2 separate regions of the Homo sapiens genome follow, and region 1 is linked to region 2. A link is a loop called in an ENCODE intact Hi-C map of the cell type or tissue named here. Cell type or tissue: ascending aorta. All regions are shown on one strand. Links, peaks and the distances in the headings refer to the core of each region. The heading gives the core; the rest is flanking DNA. Region 1 has its middle 75 kb from the start of PTPRR. Region 2 overlaps LGR5 (leucine rich repeat containing G protein-coupled receptor 5).

Region 1 (17,470 bases), core at 7,889-11,888, 480 kb after region 2:
ATTGGGCAGGTGTGTGGTTAGAGGAATAAGCAGGACAGGGCATTTAGCATAAAAAGACATGTAAGATCGGATAGCAGTTGGCTGGGGGCAGACTTGAATGCTATATAAAGGGGGTCTGGATTTTATCCTATTGTCTTAGTCTGTTCAGGTTGCCACAACAAAATACCATAGATTGGGTGGCTTGAATTTAGAAATTTATTTTATCGCAGATCTGAGGACTGGAAGTCCAAGATTAAGGTGCCAGCAGGACCAGTATCTGGCAAAGGCTTTCTCCTCGGATTGCAGACAGCCACCTACGCTGTGTCCTCAAATAGCGGAGAGAGAGAATGCTGATATCTCTTCCTATAAGGACACCATCCCTATCAGATTAGGGCCCAGCCCTTTTGACCTCATTAACCTTTATCACCTCCTTACAGGCTCTATTTCCAGGTAAGGCATACACGTTTATGAATTTCAGAATTTCTCTACTTTCCGTGTTATATAAGTAGGACTGTACCTCAATTTCCCTAACTCCTATTTTTTATTTCTCAACTCAGATTTTCACTATTAGTTCTTTCTAAAACCCTGGCCTGTTCGACTGGTTCCTTATTCCCCAACAAGTCCTTCTCAGTCACTTCTTCTAGGAGGTTAGGTTCTGTCCTTCAAACCACCAATTACAATTCAGAATTGATTGTGATCCAATTATCCCTGCCTAATTTTCTTGTAGTAATGTTGTTGTATGGCTCCTCTCTGCTGTCACTTACCCATTACATTCTTTTTTCTTGGTCCTAGCATTTGCCTGTATCACTTTTGGCCTTGCTAAACCATTTTGCCTTTGTACATTCAACTCTCTGGCTGTTCCCACAAAAGTGAGCTTCCTCCAATACACTTCCTGCCCATTCTCAGCTTTCTCCTAACTGGCCTTTGATTCTGAAATCTTGGCTGGTTTTTTCACTCCCCAATTTTTCTTTGTGTTGGAACTTGCTAACTCAGGCAGCTGAGTTAGAATCAATTTAGGTAACCAACCCTTCCCATCTTTGCCCTGTATATTTGGTTACCTCAGCATTCTTTCTACAATGCTTCTGCATCAGAGTGAATATTTGTCCTTTCAAAACAGTGTAATTTGTGTAACTTTCCAGTTCATATCATCATATTGATATAAAAATTCCTTCTAGATATGAAAAGCCTGAACTGAATGTTTGGCCCTGTAAATTCTCCTGCCTGGCTGATCCTGATTGGCCAGTAAATTTCAAAATAAAACCTCATTTATCATAGGGGACCTCTTTTTCCACTGCCCTGGTGAGCGTTTCTAGTCTGTAAGAACATGAGAGAGGGGCTTCTCTCCCTTCATACTTCTCATGGCCAGCCATTTTACCCCTCGCTCTGTGTTCAGGGCCTTTCCTGAAGGTACTATTGTTTCCAAGTATCATTTTAAGGCTTTAGAGACGTAAGAGTTTTTTCCATAGAAAGCTTATGGAGGCTTCCTTTAGAAATGTGATTACTTATACTCCCATAAGACAGCCTAAAGATAACAGGAAAATTGTAATTTGTGAAATGGTGACTTCACATATGAAAATATGTAAACATAGTTAACTACTCAGACTTCATCCAAATTGTTTTGGTTTTGGAAGTTCCATCAAAATTTATAGTTAATTTGTGAATATATGTGTGTGTGTGTATGTGTGTGGGTACACACACATATATATCTTATAGACTATATCCTGTAAGCAGTTGATTGTGTACTAATATAGAAAATAATTTGGATTTTAATATGCATATTAAACTACTTAAATATAAATTTTGTGTATTAGTCTTCAGAGGAGAAAATAAAAATTTCTTCTGGAAGAGTAAGACACTGGATGGTGAAAAACAATATTTTACAGAACAGATTGAATTATATGTCAAAAGTACTCAGCAAACAAGTTCAGTTATTTCAAATATATCAAATATCAAAACATAACTTTCAAATAAAAAATACTATTAACATTAATGTCTCAATTTTTATGTGGCTTGTTACTATTACTTTATGTGGCTTATTCTTTTCCCTTTGTGCTTTCCAAAATCTGTAATGTTATTCCATTCCAATATTCTTTGCTATATTTATATATAAAGTATAAAGTCAATAGCTTTGAATACATTAAAATCAGATTGAAAGTGATGTTTCATCACTGAGAAAAATCTATATATTTTTTACATATAAAATATCAATTTGTAGGTATGATTAGGAAAATTAGGAAGAACCCTTTAGTTTTTTATCCTACAAAATTAGTGGAAAAAATCATAATCCCACTATGGAAGTCTTGTCTGAATACCACTGCCTATGGTCAGTGTGCTTCTGGTAAGTTGGTGATTTCCGCAATGGTTGCTTCATGTTTGCTATTCATAAAGTGCATTGGGACCCGTAAGATATTGGTGCTGGTGTTGATAAATGATCTTTTCCTCTTAGACTCTGCTAGATCCAGTTTTTTATTGACTGTCATTATTAGGTTTTAGAAGCTTAAACTGATACATAGTCCTTGAAATATAAAAATAGTCTTTATGTTACAAAATTATTTGCCATAGAGTTTCTTTTACAACAGTAAGCTTCCCCTGTGGCTCCACCTCCAGCTGGGCCAGGATCTGGTCTGTATTTGAAAGAATTATATTTGTGGCTGTTCTTTTTTCATTCATCTCTCAGAAGCTATTGTTGCAAATCAGAACAGAGAAGCCCCAACTTTCCTCTGATGGTCCCTCAATGCACAGGGCAGCTTTGCTCAAAGAACTAGGAATCCTCATAGACTCCACCTTTACATAGTAGGCTGACCATACAGGTTTCTAGAATATGGGACTAAGGTGAGTCTGTCCCTATTCTTGGAAAAAGTACCAGAAGCTCAGGCCTTTGTCCAGATCCAAATCCTGAGTTCCCTGAATCTTGGATTCAACCATGGAATAAATCCTCTCAATTTGATGTCTAGATCTCAGAATCCGTCCACTTTTCTTCAACCCTACTGCAACCAGCCTAGCTCAGGTCGCTGTCATCTCTTGCCTATATAACTGTCAGAGCTTCCTACTGTTACCTCAGCCTTCAGTCTTGCCTCCCACAAATTTATTGTCTATATTTCAGTGTTACTGAAAAGCAGACAATTTAGATGCTTCCTTTAGCCACCAGTGTAAAGCCCAAACTCCTCAACATGGTATAATTTTTCATGTTTTCACCTTATTTGTATTTCTTTGTATTCTCTCTTAACTCTAAACCTTTGTGTATTCTGCCCTTGTCCTGGGAAGCTGTTCTCGGCTTCCCTCTGTCTCTTCCGTTGCCTTCCCTCCTTACTTCCTGAGAAACCATCTTGGCTGCTGAGTTGAAATCATCCTTTAGACCTAAGTCTTGATGCCATGTACTCTGGAAATATTCTCTGACTCCCAAAACTGAGTTATGTGCCCTGATTATGTGCTCCCACAATACACAGCACTCTGTGTGTAATGGGCTATTTATTTATTACCTTCCCAACTAGACCATAGGTTCCTTAAAGACAAGTTCATTACTGCATCCTCAGCACCTATTTTGCCTAGCACATAACAGGTATTCACTTTGTTAAATGAATATTGCTTTGTGCCCACTTACCTTTTGACCTTGATTTCACTTCTACATTTCATTGACTCCTGGACATTTGGGCTTCTCTCCTCCATGCTACCTTGTGCCCCCATTCAATTTGACATCTAGTCTGACTTTTCTTATTTTGGTCTTGGCAGTTGCTCTCTCTTGGATGTGGTTTATATCAGCCCTCTGGCTCTCTCTGCTTTGATTGCTTTGGAGAACTTCCCTCACCCTGGTACTGCCTGCCAGCTGATGTTGCTTCTGAGCCTGTGTGTGTATGGGGGATAGCGGGGGGATGGAGATTGGGTATTTTGTTCCTAATTATCTATTTATTACAGTATCACTATGAAAAGGTAAGCAAACTTGACTTTCTTTTTGACAACTAGAGAGCTACCCTGGAGGATCCTAAAACTGTCATCTTAATTCATCACGCCACAGTCACATTTTTCTCACTAGATGACTGTGAGTGGTAACTCTGCTAGAGTTTTCTTACTGCTCTCAGCCCATTAACTAAAAGCACTGTGTCTCCAATCAGCTGCCTACCTTAAACCCTTAGCTAGCCCTTGTCTTTATTCAGCAAGCCTTAGGAAGACACAGGGAGAAACAATTGTTTCCTCAACAGCTTCTATTTTCTTTTTTCCAAGTTCTAACACAAGGGGTAGAGACAAAATGTTTTGCCAAATCCTTCCCAAACCACCAAGATTTTCCTCCCAGGAAATGAGAGTCACTAAATTTCTGTCTTCTCTGCTTCCTATTCTGTTAGAATATCCTTGTTTTGTTTTGTTTTGCTTTGTTTTTGTTTTGTTTTTCTGAGAAGGAGCTTCACTCTGTCACGCAGGCTGGAGTGCAGTGGCCTGATCTCAGCTCACTGTAACCTCTGCCTCCCCGGTTCAAGAGATTCTCCTGCCTCAGCCTCCCGTATAGCTGGGATTACAAGCCTGCACTACCCCACCCAACTAATTTTTGTATTTTTAGCAGAGACAGGGTTTCACAATGTTGGCCAGGCTGGTCTCGAATTCCTGACCTCAAGTGATCTGCCAGTCTCAGCCTCCCGGAGTGCTGGGATTACAGGCGTGAGCCACCATGCTCGGCCCTGTTCTTGTTAGAGTGTTTTGTCCTCCTAAAGAGTGACTTTGTTAACTTTGATTTGGGCTTCCTGTTGAGACAGTTACCCCCATCAGTTTAAGGCATTTTATAACATTCTACACATTCTTGCTTCCGGGACATTGAATGATTTTTCCTTTTGGAAACTGAATGGCTCGAATAGTACCGTATCTTATAATAGCATCAACCTCTGCACTCCCCTCAGAGCGGTCTCCCAATTTAAAGAAAAAATCATGGAAACGTCTTTGTTCATTTGTGACAAAAATTGATGTTTTCCTGGTAGTCAGAAACAGGGCATGAATTTTTTGTTCTAAATATCCAATGAACAAGTTTATGAGTTCGTCAGAGCCCTGTAGAAGAAAACTTCCTACATGATCCTCAAAAGAGAATGGTGATTTTGATTTTTAGAAAAATTGAAATAGATTTCTTTCTACCTATAGGATTTGATATCTAAGAATATCTAAGCAACACTGTGCAATTGAGCCAGAGTAACCTCAGTTAACTTTTTCATAATAGTTCCACTAATCTGCAAAAATACTAGGTGTAATATTAATGGAGATGACTTTGCTTGACTAAGGTAGCTTTGTGGCTGGGAGAAAGGAAGTGAGCAGAGATCCAGAGAAGTGCTGCCCAATGGAGATAATGCAATCCATATATATAATCTTTATATTTATTTATTTATCTTATTTTATTTTTTGAGACAGTCTTGTTCTGTTTCCCAGGCTGGAGTGCAGTGGCGCAATCTTGGCTCACTGCAACCTCCGCCTTTCAGGTTCAAGCAATTCTCATGCCTCAGCCTCCAGAGTAGCTGGGACTACAGGCACCTACCACCACACTCAGCTAATTTTGTTTTTGTGTTTTTTTGTTTTTGTTTTTGTTTTATATTTTTAGTAGAGACAGAGTTTCACCATGTTAGCCAGGCTGGTCTTGAACTCCTGACCTGAAGCAATCCACCCACTTCAGCCTCCCAAAGTGCTAGGATTACAGGCGTGAGCCACGGCTCCTGACCCACATATATAATCTTAAATTTCTAGTGGCCATATTTTACAAAGTAAACAGGTGAAATTAATTTAACAATAGTTTCTTTAATCAAACATGCCCCAAATATTTCAATATGTAATCAATTAAATATTATAAGTGAGGGAGTTCTTTGGTACTAAATCTTTAATAGTCAGTGTGTAGTTTACACTTACAACCCATTTCGATTCTGAATAGCCACATTTCAAGTACTAAACATCACAGATGACTACCACCTACCACACTGGATAACACAGATCTAGAGCCTGAAGAATGTTGCTGTCTCGGATAATATCAGAGTGGCTATAAAATGCAAACTGAGGATTATAGTTATCCTCACTATGATCCTTACCATGCCACTCATAAAGTCCTCCAGTACTTAGATGCCAACTCACGGCAAAAAAAAGCTTGGCATTCTTAATACAAGTGAGATTAAGTTATCTCCACTTCACAGAATAGAGGCCTAATGTACAAATTAAGTTTCATTATGAATAAATTAGAAATTTGTATTTCTTATACTCTTCAGTTTGTGGTCTGAGTTCTCTACCTGTTGTATTTACCTCAGAGTGGTTTAGATTATTAAATAGGTAACTGTATACAACAAATGGTATAATTTATGTGTCTTAGAAAGAACTCAATAGTCTACCATTTCTTAAATTGATTCAAATCCAGAGATGGCCAAGGCCATCCTATCACTCTTAGGACCAATAAACTTTCACAGCTGGATATCTCAAGATTTCAGGATGTGGGCACAGTGGTCATTAGATGAGAAGATATTAAATTGACTAACTTAAGTCATATGACATTCTGAGAAACTGACATATCTACATCATCTATGAAGACCAACGCTTAAAATTGGCAACATATGGATACTAAGGAGTGCATTAAGTATAGGTGTATAGTTTGGTCTATTCATTTATAAACAGACCAAACAAAAATGCTGAAAAAACATATTTAGAGCAAAGTGTTTAAATTGTCTTAAAAGAGAGAAAAGCATCCTAATCACAGGAAACATCCAGTGTCATGCTTTTTACTATATTTGCAGGCACGTGTTTATTTTGTTCTTGTTTAGGTCCAACCTGAGTGGAATCCTGCCATTTATTTTGTCAGCAATGTTTAAGTTCAGCCAGTAGGAAAAGGACATTGGAAGCACAAGCTAAAAAGGAAAGATATGTAGCTGACATTAACCATACCTATAAGAAACTATATATAATTATAATTTATATATAGAATATAATTATCCACAATTATGACAGAAAAATACTATGGAAATGTCTTATAAAGAAGATTAGGGTTTTTGGAGAAAAGATTCAGGTATTTCTTTGTATAATATTGTATGGCAATAAAATCCAGGTAACCTGCCTGAAGACACCTAGCATTACAGTTAGGATATAGGTATAATTATTATAACAAAGACTCAAAACAGCAGTAGTATAAACAATATAAAATATGTTTATTTCTTATGAAAATATTTAAGAGTAAGTATTCTAGGGCAGACATGATGGCTCCCCAGTGTCAGAGATATGAATCTCTTTATCTTGCTTCCAGTGACATCCTTAGACTAGAGCTAGAACGGCCCCTCCCCTTAGCCCTGTCTTTGAGGGTTTCGCCTTGTCCCTTCTCCAGATGTGTGCATTTTCCACAGAGCAAGAAATCTTCAAAACCAAGGATGTACGCCTATGTGGAACCTGTTTGGCTCCCCACCACAGTCTAGACCAAGTGCTAGGTACTCACAATTCAGCATACCCAGTTTAAGTGGACCTGAGTCTGCTTCCAGGGCCCAAGCATACCTCTACCCCAGCATGATCTGTGTTACTGGTCTGTACTCCCTTAGGCTCAAGGCAAGGGGTCGCTAAGTGGCAACTGTTCATAGGAAACAGATCTGTGAGCTGGGATGGATATACATGCCATGAGGTCCCTTGCAGTGCAGCATGGAGCTATATTTGGGTGAGAATAGACATGGGCCAGGAGCCAGTGCTAGGTGGGTATTCCTGCACTCACCATATTCTGGTGCATTATTCAAAGGACTTCAAGGATTTTACACTTTAACTTGGCATACAAGATTATTTGATATTTGTCAAGATAGGAGGTTAGGACATATTATATTTACTAGTTTTCTCGCAGATGTATAACTTTTAAATATTTGTGTCTCTGTTATTTGGTCTTCCATCTGAACTCTAATTCCCAGACCCTAAAAATATTATTGGTGGGCCTGCTTGAGGTTCTATAGTTTTCAACCTAGAATTGATACTTCACGGACAAAAATGGTTCCTTTAGCTCCACCCATCACATCTGCATTTTGGCCAATAGGAAGGAAAAAGGGAGGATGTAGATGTTCCTTTAAGGACATAATCTAGAAAAAAACAAAAACAAATCACAACTTTTGGGATGTATAGATTTTTACTGGGCATCCCATATTCTCAGCTGAAAGTTCTGTAACTGAGGAAAAAGCAGAGAATAAATATTGGAGAAGACAATGAGCAGTCTAACACATTCTGTCTCTTTCCAAATGAGTCAATCCCAGAGTTCAATTCAGTTACAGAATCAACAAAGTCTAGGGTCATAGGTCATGTGTGGTCCTCCCCATTAGGAAGATGAAGCTTATTATGGTCCAGGAATATGACAATTAAAAAATATCTGTTTCTTCCTCTTCACACCCAAACTTAATAAAAATGTTAGAGGAAGAGCAGGACATCCAAATGCGCAGTTGAAATGGGGAAGAGTGGGAAACCAAAGAACAGTCACTGGTTTTTAGTAATCATCATGTCTTGCTGAGGATGATATTGCAAACTGTCTGGCAGCTTGGTTAGTTCATTTGGAAATGCTGATTATACTCTCTGAGGAACTTATTTCTCCATTTGCTCTGTGGCCCTTCTGAGGCATTCTTCCTTGTCCATTTTCCTCCATAGAAACTTTAGGAAGTGCTGGAGAGTATGTTGCTCTTGGGAAATGTATAGCTTTGGAGGTTTGGGCTGCTTTGTAGGTCCAACTGACACAGGTTTTTTTCATACTAGAAGTGTGTTTTTGGGGGGTAACGTATTTTTCCCAAAATCTTAGTTGGCTTACAGTCTACTGGCTTCCAGCGGGTTTCATAAGTAAGCAGCCAAAGATATTCTCTAGTCAGACTTCTTACATTTGGAGACCTTTTCTTTTTTACCTGGACTTGTGCCTTTGCCCATTCCCATTTTATTAGTAGCCTATCTGAGGCCATCCAGAACAATAGCATTGATTGGGAAAGGGCCAACATTAATCTGATCATTGCTTCTGGACTAGACTCACTGACTAGCAGAGAGTACTTATGGTAAGAAGTATGAGAGAAGCCTGGACACAGTTTTAGTTTCTGCTAAGCCTTCATCTTTAGAGCTATTTCTTAGCCCCATTTCAGTTTTGGAAGAAATAATTAACTTTTTCAGTGTTGCGTATTTCTAAATTACTAGATTCTTTGTCCAGTAGATTTCAGGCTACATGCAGAGAAAAACTACCTTATTCCCTTCGATCTATGCTCACAAACATTCTAGTTCTAGCTTGAGTCCTTCTTTTCTGTAGGATTTTTCCAAAAGCTTCAACAGGCTGCCATGCACACGAGCATTCTGGTTTTTGTTTGTTTGTTTTTCCAGTAATCTCCTAGAGTCACAGGCTACACTCATATATGTTCTGCCTTCTGAGGTATCAGAGGTAACAATTTTTCTAAACATGTTTCCAAAATACTGGTAGAATCACCATTTTCTAGCTTCTAATATCTGTGTCTTTTCTACCTACTGTCCAACTGTTAACCCAGGAAGTTATATTCTGTTGTGGCAATCCTAATTCTATTTTTTTTTTTTTTTTTTTTTTTTGAGACAGGGTCTCACTCTGTCTCCCAGGCTGGAGTGCAGTTGTGATCTTGGCTCGCTGCAACCTCTGCCTCCCAGGCCCAAGCCATCTTCTGTCTCAGCCTCCCGAGTAGCTGGGACCATAGGCATGCGTCACTATGGCCAGCTAAGTTTTGTATTTTTTGTCGAGATCGGGTTTTTCCATGTTGTCCAGGCTGGTCTCAAACTCCTGGGCTCAAGAAATCCACATTCCTCAGCCTCTCAAAAGTGCTGGGATTACAGGTGTGAGCTGGCAACACCAATTCTAGTATCAAATTCAAAATTAATTAGGCTGTAGATACAATCGTTGTTATAGGGTTCTGAAATAACAGTAGTTTAAACAAAATGGCTTATTTCTGGCTCACATGGCAGCCCAGGTGAAAGGCATCCAGTGTAGGAAAGGCAGCTGTGTGGACAATTTCCACCTTGTGGATTACGATGATTTCTTCAGCTCTAGTCATCATATCCACATTATATCCACTGGAAATGGGAAACAATTAAGGGGAATGCACATTGCTTTCTCTTAAATGCATGACTTACTTTCATAAGTAAACAGTAACTGATTTTTTAGCAACAATTATATGGCTTATGCTCATGTTGCATCAGCCAGGACTTAATCACATAACCGCACCTCATTGCAAGGAAGGCTGCCAAATAAAGTCTTTAGCTGGACAACCATGATTCCATTTTAACTATGGATGGGAGAAGTTGAAAAGACAGCATTGCCATTCATCTTCTTTACACACATTGAGTGGCTTTCATACTCACTTCATAACGATTCCCTTCTTAGGAACTGAATAGGCAAGGCTGAACTGAAATGATGTTCATACATTCCAGCATAGCAGAGCATTTTTGAAGAACTTCTGTTTAGTTTGGCAAAGAAAATTGGCCTTCTGGAAGGAACAGTGTGTATTTCTTGGTCTTGAAGATTTCGTAATATTTCCGTAGACCACAAAACTAATAGGACAACTATGAACAGAATATTGGAAATGACAAAGGCCAAAAGAGTGTCTCCCAAATAAACATTTATTTTTTACTCTTCCTTTCTAGACTTGCTTTCTAGAAACCGCCCTCTTCTTTTTGATTTCTGTGTGGTCTTTCATTGATAACACAGATAGAAAGAACATAGCATTAAAATCTGGATTCAAATCTTTTTATTGTAGTCAATGTGGCAGTGATAATTTTCACCTAGGCAAATAATATTAGACCTGACAAGGTTTAGGAGTCACAACTATTCAGCAAAGTGTATTCATTTCCTTATATTGTGAATTGAATAGTAGTGTTGGAACACTAAAGCTTATTAATTTCACTATGCATAAAACTAGGTCTGACTGCTAGCCCAGTTGTAAATACAAAGTAGTGGTAAGTGCACAATCTTTGGGTCAGACAGACCGTGGTTCAAATGGGACTCTCTTATGTATGTCTTAGCCATTCACTTATATATAGAAGGGTAAGCATCCTTTTTCTTATCTCTTGAAATTTCGTATTCATGATTTCATCTTCAACTATCAGTTTTTAGTATATATCTCTAGCTCAGATATTTCTCCTAACCCTTTTCCTGCTACATTTCATTTTTTTTTTTTTCTAATCACTCAGAGAGTTAGGGATAATCATTGAACTTACCAAGGCTATTAGGTGACTAAATGAGATCACATGTAAAAATTGCATGACAGTCAAAAGATAACTATTACTACTGTGTTCATGTGGGATGAACAAATTGATGCCTATCATTTATATTATACCTCATAAGACATGGTACAAGGTTTTGTGTGTGTGTGTGTGTGTGTGTGTATTTGTAATATTATAATAAAAATCATTCAAATTAACACAGATACACTAGGACATTTTTCTTTAAAAAGAACCTATAATTGAAAAATACCACTCTGCCTAGCCTAGACTTTTGCTTATTTCCTGTACAATACTTTGCATATAATACTTGTAGAGGTAATGAATGTTTGGAATTTGTTTGACTGAATTTATTAATGTTCAGATTTTAAAATAAATTTACCTTAAGACTTGCTACCATTAATAAGTTAACATGTTAATACATTAATAGTAATAACGTTACTATCTGTATGTCAATCACCATTAAGTAAACAACATACATTTCTCATTTAATCTTCACAACTATACTCAATGGGAGCTCTGATTGTTATGTTACAGATTAATACACTGGTGTTCAGAGAGGTTAGCTCACTTACACACAAGCACATGGCAAGTAACTGAGAGAGGCAGTAGAGCTCAGGCTGGTTGACTCCAAAGTTAATTTTTACCCAAAATACTGTATATAAAATTTAAAATATGCATGAAAATGGCAAAATGGTGGTATAGTAGTAGTATTTACATCAATAACACAATGTTAGAACTTGAAAAACATTATCCTCCAACCAGCCTGAGAGCCAGTATTTATGGTCTTGCTCTCTGAAGCAAAGTATACGTGTAGAAATGTGGAATTCACCTGCAGTAGGAAGTGTCAATCAAAATTGTCAAGTGTATCTTACTGATGCTTTTTGGCTTCTTCTTGCATTTTCAATTTCATTTGGTTCTAAGAGTAGGAGAACAAAAGAGGAAAAGGAGATTCAAAGAACTAGAGTTCTGATACACATAATTCTTTTATTCCCCATGCCAAGCTTCAAAGGAAAATACTCTCCAGTTCCATCCTTCCTTGACTAACATATGCAGAGAAATGATAAGTCATCAGAATGATCAAATGCACTGGAGAGATTCTGTGAACAATAAAACAGCAGCTACAGCATCTCGGCAGATCAATGCTATTATAAAGGAGATTTTCAGTTTACATTTTTAGCTATCGTTTAGGAAGGTGGTCATAAAAATGGTACTGGACTCTTCGAAAAAAAAAAAACCTTCTCATTAAAATGTAATGGGACTGTTTAAAATATTCAGAAATGGTAGCCTGGATAGGGTCACTGTTTTGGCAGTGTATTATTTTTCTATTGCTGTAGAACAAATTATTAGAAACTTAGCAGCCTAAAACAACATGCATTTAGCATCGCGAAGCTTCTGTAGGTCACACATCTGAGCACGACATAACTGGGTCCTCTGCTCAGTGTCTCACAAGCAGCAATTGAGGTGTTGGCTGGAGCTGCAACCTCATCTGAGGCTCAGAGTCCTCTTCCAGGCTTCTGTAAGGGTTGTTAGGATTCAGTTTCCTACAGTTGAAGGACTGAGGGCCTCAATTTCTAGAGGCCATTCTAGAAAAGCCTCAAAAATGTAAACTACTTAACAGTGAGAGAAAGCAGATTCGTGATTTTCCAGGGAAGGAGGCAGGGGAAGGAGGAATGGATTACCAAGATGCAAGAGAACAATTTCAAGAGAATAGATTTGTTAATTATCTTGAGCATGGTGAGGGCTTCAAAGGTGTATTAAAATTCAACAAGTTATATAGCTTAAATATATGTAGCTTATTGTACGTCAATTATATACCAATAGCTTTTAAAAAACAAATATAATGGAAAGTGACCATTGTGCAGCATATACTCAAGTCTTCTGTGACAAAGAACTGAGACCTCAGCTTGTCACAGTGGAAACTAAATTATGTGGCAGGACAAGTTGGCTAAGACTTAATTCTTCAGTATCTATTTTTGAGCACCTGCTACATGCCTTGTTCTACATCAGGCATTTTGTATGTACTGTGTTATAATATTGTCATGATAACTCTGTGATGCAGTAACTTTGGGTGGCTTAGGTCACTCTTTCCATTAGATAAGTGTTTTAAGACCCTACACACAGGCCAGGCGCGGTGGCTCACGCCTGTAATCCCAGCACTTCGGGAGGCCGAGGCGGGCAGATCACGAGGTCAGGAGATCAAGACCATCCTGGCTAACACAGTGAAACCCCATCTCTACTAAAAATACAAAAAAAAAAAAAAAAAAAAAAAAAAAGCCGGGCGTGGTGGCAGGTGCCTGCAGTCCCAGCTACTCGAAAGGCTGAGACAGGAGAATGGCATGAACCCGGGAGGCGGAGGTTGCAGTGAGCCGAGATCACGCCACTGCACTCCAGCCTGGGCAATGGAGCGAGACTCTGTCTCAAAAAAAGAAAAAAAAAAAGACACTACATACAAAAACATTAACAACTTTTTGCTCCAGTTTGAAATCCAGTGTTCTGAGAGATGCCACACACAGCAAGGGCCTCTGATTTGTAGAATACTACCAGATGTAATTGTCTGGATTTGTAATCCAAATCTTCCTTCATAAAAGATACATAGGCACATAGGTCTGAAATGAGCAATCCTAACATAAGATTTAGAAATGTCCAGTAGCTATATAACTACAATTTTCAGAGTCATGGAATGATATATAGATATATATATGGGTTTCTCTGGTTCTGAAAGTACAGAATTTAGGGAAGAGAAAGGGAGAAATTTTTCATTCCCCTGATATTTAAGTCTATGAACAACAAAATTTCTGTCCAGTAGAAGGTACTTTATGAAATGTATAAGTTAGCCTAACATTTTGCTACCACTATTTAGCCCAATGGGTGGAAAGGTCAGTGTTGTCAACTGGAAGGGAAAACCATCTTGAGATTGGGTTGTGGAAAGACGTCAAGATCTGAGATAACATTGACCCTGGAGCAGTGAATTCCCAAATGTGTAAATAAGATGTATGAATAAGGAGGAATATCAGAATCGGAAGAGCACTTTCAAAGCACTGCTGTAATGCTAAAATGGAATGGTTGGAAGGAGAAGGTAGTGTCATCATTATGTCTTAATCAGGCCTACAAACTTGTCAGAATAAAATCAGATGAGTGAGGTGATCCATGACTCTGAAAACTGTGGTTATATAGCTATTGGACATTTCTAAACCTTGTGTTAGGATTGCTCATTTCAGACCTATGTGCATATATATATATGCACGCACACAGGCACAAAGTAGTATGGTTTGTGGAATTTCTCTGATCGATTATGCACATGAACAGCAGACACAATGGGAAGATTCAGGAAACTGGCTATTGATCACACATACCAGTCTAATCCAACCATGAAGTGGAGCATAACATGAGTGAAGATATGTCAGGGACTTTAGGAAGGCTGGCTCTTTAAAAATTGTTTCATGTTTCACATGTCATACGTCTTAACTTCATTTGGAAGCTCTGCTCACTATTAAATAAAAAAAGTCTCTGAAAAAGTTAATATGTGTAGGTTCAGAACATTTTGAGAGTTGAGGAAAAGCTAGTAATGGGGAAAGAATTATTTGGTTTCACAAATTTGTGAAGAAAGTTTACAGTAATTTTTAGGAATAATTATAATTTGCAATTATAGTTAAATAATTATATAATTACAACTTGGTTATAATTATAATTATAGTTTTATAGTCTTTATAAAATTATAATGTTTTCTGTTGATAAATCCTTGAGATTTAGTACTTACATTGCTTTTTGGTCTTCACTTCCAATGAAATATTTTTATGACATAGGAAAATTGTTAATATAGAAATGTATGCAATTTTAGATTATTTCACTGGATACTTAGGAACATACTTATTATTAATAAAGAAGAGTTCTTAGAAGTAAGCAACATTTCAATTGCCATATCATTAGGCAAAGTCACACAATTGCAAGTTACCTAAATCCAGAAAGTAATAATTGGAATCTAATGCAAAACTAGATCTCCACCAAAATAAATAAAGGCAAACAAGCAGCTTTTGGAGTGAATGATGGAAATATACCTCGATACTGCAGAACACCTTTTGTCTAGAGAGACTTGGTCCAGCAACGCAGTCTGGGACTTTGCAAGTATGTTGCAAAATACTTGTTAGACATTTGAACAGACTCCAAATCCCTCTTGGGATCAAATTCCTGTTGTCTCAGATTCCATTATTTTTTGTGGTATAAATTTGTTTCAAATCAACAAATAAAATATATGAATATATATATAAAATAAACAATTGTTATTCAAATTGGACACAGGCCCAGGTTCCAAAATTTAATTTTGTTAATACAAAGTGATAAAAGAAGCTGCTAATGGTTGTAGCCTGGTTTTATGGGACAAAGTTTATATGAGGAGAGCTGCTTTCTTTTTTTCTTACTTTTTCTGGGAGCAAGTGGTCTTTGTACTTGTTTGATATTAGTCATCCTAAATTTGGAAAACCTTGATTATTTTGCTTGGTTCTCAACTGAGAGTTTTTATTATTTTCATGTATTTGCGATCTTCTAAAAAAAAAAAAACAATAAAAAGAGAAGAGATGCCAGTATGACCTACACATACCCTGTAAGATAACCACATCAATCCACTTACCTGGACCAAGCAATATATTGTGTTGCCTCTTTGTCTTTGCATATCTTACTCCCTCTGATTAGGACAACCTTCCCTTGTTAACTTAGACATGGACTCCTTAGAAAATATGATGCAGTTATGGACTCTTTTCTCATTAAAAAGGAAAAAAAAACATACACAGAATTTTGCATAAAGTGCCCTGACTTAGACACAGTCCTCTACAAAGTTGTTCTGACATGTCCAGACATTGATAGTGTGTCCAGGTTTGTCATTGTATTTCAATATTTATTGGACCATCTTCAGTATGCTGCACTCCTAGGTGATGAGGGCTTTCCCTTATTCAGGTTTCATTTCCAGGACAGTTAGTAAATATTTGTTGAATTTGTTGAATGAATTGATTCCTTGAGGTTCAGCAACTTGAGGCTCAATTTGTCTTCAATTATAAATATTTAAGATCAAATTCAAAGACTTGGCACAGAGACGCATCTCAACAAATGTTGAATGAGGGCTACAACCTTTTAATTGCCTGAATGAATGTATGGTACATTATAGTGCAAAAAAAGTTTTTCGTTGTGTTAATTTCATAATTAAGCCAAGTTTTACACACACACACACATGTGTGCGCACACACACACACAATCTCTCTCTCACTCTCAATAGAATTGAACAATATAAGGAAGCCACTAAAACATCCAGTTGTGCATGTTTAATATGTTGATGCTCTGGAATTGTGATTAAGGCTCCTACTTAAGGACAAAGATGTCTTAATCATTCCCCCAATCTCCACCATTCTGAGGAGCATCATCAAGAATTTCATCCAGATAGTCTTAGGTTTGCTATAAAATTGCTGAATTGGCCTTGTTACCTCCTAGATATAATGCCAGCAGCAATCCTCACTCTAGGATAATCGAAGAACAGAAAGAGAAAAGAGAAGTTTACAAGTTCTATGTCTGCATAACAAATGGCTTAATGGCCAATATTAATGGCTTAAGAAAACATAAACATATTATCTCAGAGATTCCTTGGGTACAGTTCAGCTGAGTTCTCTGCTTAGTCTCACAATGCTGAAATCCAGGTTTCAGCAAGACCACATCGTCACTTGGAGGCTCAGCTAGGAAAAGATTTGCTTCTAAGCTTCCTCAGGAAGTTTGTCAAATTCATTTCCCTGAACTGGTAGCATTGAGGTCCCCCTTGTCTTGCTAGCTGTTGGCGTGGAATTGCTGTCAGCTTCTAGAGGTCATTCTCAGGTCTTGGCTACATGGTCCCTGCCATGCCCTCTTATACATCCAATCTTTCTGCCTTCATGAAGGGAGGGCCAGTTCCTTTTAAGTGCTAAACTGATTAGATTGGGCCCATATAGACATCTCCGTTTTGGTTAACTCAAAATCCAATAATTAATAATTGATTCAAAGAGTGATATATAATCAGATTCTCAAGTTCTGCCCACTCAAGGACAGAACTTTACACAGGGCATGTACACCGATGGGCAGGAATCTTGAGGGCTATCTGAGAATTCTATCACAAAGGATGTTATAAGACATGTTTATAGAGCTCTGCGAGTATAGTAAGAGGTCGCCTGAGATGAGGAGACATGAATCCCTTTCTTCACTGCAGTCCTGTCCTAGTGGCCCCAATGGACAAGAGCAGAGCATGGTAGGGGAGTTCCAGGGAAGGTTTGATGCCCATTCTTTGAAGTTTGTTGGTATATGTAAA
Region 2 (4,000 bases), core at 1-4,000:
CAGTTTTCCCATTCAATTTAACCAAGGTTCCAGAAGAGGGAGCAGAGTCAACAATTAGAGAAGGGAGATTTTCAAAACTCAGATACCAGTGAAAAGACCAAATGCTGAATTAATTTGAGAAATATGTAAGACTTCATTTTAGCTCCCAATAACATGGCTTATTTATTTGCCTTCCAAAAGCATAAAGTTGGTCATCTGTCTTTCCTTAACGTCTGCCATAGAACATTCATTTATATGCTGACAAGCCTCTCAAGAGCCAATAAGTCACTGATGCACTTTCAAAAACTGAAGGTATAATAATTCACTGTTATTGGTTAATAAGTTACAAAGTGTAAGAAAATATAAAAATAAGTATAAAATTTAAAGTCTTTTTAGAACAAGTCTGACTACATATATAATCAGAAATTCAAAATGTCAGTGTAAGTTATATCCAATGTAAAATCAATTATTAACTAAGAAAAGATGCAAGAGAAAAAAAATGAGGATATCTCAAAAAGGAGAAGACCCATGCTTATATCTTTATAATGAACCTGTTAAAGTAACTGAGGTATGGGTGGGAACTCAAGAAGCGCATATTGATGATTACGCTAAAGGAGCCTCAGAGGCAAGGAGTTGTATCCACCATGAGAGTGAGTTTGCAAATATTACTATAAGTGAAACAGTAAGAAGTGGAGAGCTAACACTCATGGAAATTTACCACTAGTTGACACATGGCCAACTCCAGCTGCCCTAGAGTTGGGGCATGCACAGCTTGTGTGGCTGTGTTAGTGCTACTTACTATGTCCCTGGAAGTTAGTGTCATGAAAGGAGACCATTATTAAAAAGAAAAATTTCCAAGGCAGTTAGTAGACTACATTATCAGCAGTAAGATAAGGATTTTATCAATTCATACAAAAGGGTGTAGTTTTAAATCTGTTTAATGAGTATGAAGCTTTTTATTCTTTTATTTTACTTTTTAAAAATTTTATTCTAGGTTAAAATGATATATATGTACAATGTATATTTTATTATCACATATATAATACATAGTATATTTCATATATATTACATTATCACATATAATATATATTATATTATTAAATGTATACATTTTCATGTTTTTTTAAAGAACTACAAACCTTATAATGAAGAAACAAAAAAGCCATTAGGTCCGTGTCCCACCCTTTCCACTCCTGATTCCCATTTCCCAGAGGCATCCATTTGCACCGTTTAGTGTGGAGTCTCAGGGGTCACTGTCTTCAGATTGTAAATCACCAGTCTTCTACCAGGGTTATTGTTTGTGGTGAGAAAACGGGTGGTGAGGAGACAGTTGCCTGGCTGTGTGAGCTAAGGGATGTGTTTAACTGCTTCTTATTAAGACTTTCAGTGGATCTTCCTATTTTTGCCAGTACTCTGACCTTCCCTTTTTAGGGTTTTATGGCAGGAATTGGCTTGCTTCTTGCCTTATTCCATGTCATTTTCTCTTAAGACATTTCACAAATTTGTTAATGTACCTGTCTACTATAATTTCTTTCCTGTTTTCTTTATCTTTGTAGGTTTATGCTTTTTAAGTTCCTTTTCTGTCACTTGAGATAAACATTTGTTTAATCGGCTATATTTTTCTTAAGCTGGGACCACATAGCAGTTATGCAAATATCTGCTTGTTTAGGTATAACGTTTTATTTTTCTAATCCATGCCAACCTGATTAAAAATAGCCACAACATATTCTCTCCATAACTTTGCTTGTAGTCACACTTAGGAACTTAGTTCCCAACAGATTTCTTTCCCAAAATCATGCTGAAAGTTCCAGCCTTGGCTGGGATGACTCATCTCCCTGCCAAGAACTAGTTCTTTTGACCATAGTGTGGTGTCTGCTGTTTACCTCTTCTCCTGCCCTGATTTGGCTGTGGTAATGTGTCAAGATGCCATCAACGATCCACCAGTCAGCTATTTTAGATGCTTAACTTTGGCGTTTTATATCTGAGACAAAAAAGTATTCAGGGCTCCACTGGTACCACTGTCACCCATGCTACCACCATGGCAAATCCCACTGCCCTTGACCCAGACTTCTCCAGTTAGGCACAGTTCCTTTTAGATACTTCCTAGAAGTAGATGGATCATTCCTCAGTCAGGCTTGAACCCTAGAGTAGACACACATTGGGGAGAAGTTAAGCAATTTACTCAGAATGATCTCACTTAGAAGTTTGTATGCCTATGAAGAACATGTCCTTAACTACTGCATGTCAACAAAACTGTCAATACATTTTCCATTAGTTAGGAAGAGCTTCTTGAAGCAGATGGGATTTCAGTAGCCCTTTTTCAATATCAAATGAAGAATAGTAAGGTCAGGTTGGTATTCAGACGAAGTGGTTGGTGTTCCAGCGAACCACTGGAACTGGTGGGTTTGGGTGAATTTACTGTCCACCTATTAATCTGGCTGGCTGGATAGTGTCCTAATATTCCCTCATATGTGAGCCCCCATTTAACCTTCTGCTCAAAGAGGACAACCTTCCTTAACAGAGGAACCCTGCGTGTCAATCCCCAACATATCAGTGATTTTTCTATCCTGTTAGAATCTCCAAGCTAACTCTCAAGGTTCGTCCAAGGAGGAAAGGATGTATAGAATAAAGATCTTCATTTTCTAAGTAAGATAAAAATGGTAAAAGTTTCATTGTCCTCTCAGATTTAATATAAAATCTATATTCCCATAAAAATCTCTCCTAGATCTTAGCTGATTAGGAATTAATCTCTTCTTCCACTAAACTCTCTGAGAATTTTCTTTTTACTTATATTAAACTGTTAATCACAACCTTTCTTTTGTTAGGGTTCCAAGAGGCCCTGACACTTAAACTGAGTCTTGAAAAGAAATATCAGCTATGATAAGGGGGGGATGAGTGAGAGAAGGAAAAGCATTTCTGGTAGGAGAACAGCATGTACAAGAGCGTCGCAGCATAAGAGAGCAGGCTGTTCTGCAGAAACTACAATAGATTGGCATAGTTGAATGGAAGTGCTTGTGTTGCAACACGACCCATTAGGAGGCCTGAAAAGCATCAACAGCCAAGGCCAGATCAAGCTGGCCTCATATGTCACGTTGAGAAGTTCAGACTATCCTGGAGGCTCTGGGAGCCACTCTAGGACTTTAAGCAGGGAAATGACATCATCTTTGGATTTAGTAAATCTCTTGGGTGGCAGTTCTTTTTCTTTTGTTTTAAATTAAAGACGTATAAAGGGAACAGTGTTTTAATTTTGGAGATTGTATAGTATATTTTAGTTTATTTTCCTTCTTTCTTGATAGCCAACTTTTTTTTGTCATTTTTGTGTCATTATTCCATATTAATTTTGAATTAGATGCACTAACAGGCTTAAATTAGAACAATTCTTCACACGTTCTTTCATTTGTGGTCAAGCAATCTTCCTAGATGCATTTTTGGGAGACTTACATGTCTGCTAGCCTCAGATTGGCTGAGAATCTTCTTGAACCCTACTTGCAATTCCAATTAGTCACAGATCAAAACATTAATGTGGACAGATTAAAGCAGAAGCCCTCATGCTTTATTTCCTAATATCATCTGTCTTTGCTTTGAAAAGCACACCAACGGAATCTTCTGCATCTGTACACCCCAAAGGCAATTTAATCTCCCTTGGCCAACATTAAAGCTTTAAAGTAACTCTATGCTATGATGTATTTTTCCTCCTTTTCCAAGTTCAAGAATTACATAATTCACTTTTTATCAGACTCATTCTAGAAGACGATCAGTTGCTACATTGTTTATAGTTTTGAACATTATCTAAAAGAAGCCCTACAAGCTTAAAATTAAGTAAATTGATTTTTCCACATACTGTCATGTGAAATTGAATACAGGCAAGGACATAATCTAGAGAGTATTAACATATGTTGCTTTGTAATATATTTACTAATGGTAGTATTTTAAAAGATTGGGGAACTAAACCATCCGTTTATAAACTTTAAATACCAAAATAACTTCTCCCCACTTACTGGGTCGATTTTAAAATAGATTT

What was found. Peaks named below come from ENCODE experiments on the same cell type or tissue, not always from the same donor. Only the 100,000 strongest peaks of a DNase experiment are listed, where the experiment ranks them.
Region 1: a loop joins it to region 2, with 10 times the contacts of the local background. A loop is called at or near these places in 1 of 110 quality-filtered maps.

The regions. Positions count from the first base shown.
Region 1 is chr12:70,987,249-71,004,718 of GRCh38, reverse strand. No RefSeq gene overlaps it. Among named protein-coding and RNA genes, the nearest start is that of PTPRR, 75 kb to the right of the region's middle. In ascending aorta, for the core only: no CTCF peak of the experiment used is centred there; no DNase peak of the experiment used is centred there; H3K27ac peaks cover 1,578 bases.
Region 2 is chr12:71,474,517-71,478,516 of GRCh38, reverse strand. The region is part of intron 1 of LGR5 (leucine rich repeat containing G protein-coupled receptor 5); the gene reads right to left. Among named protein-coding and RNA genes, the nearest start is that of LGR5, 37 kb to the right of the region's middle. In ascending aorta, for the core only: no CTCF peak of the experiment used is centred there; DNase peaks (open chromatin) are centred at 1,806 and 3,036; H3K27ac peaks cover 2,693 bases.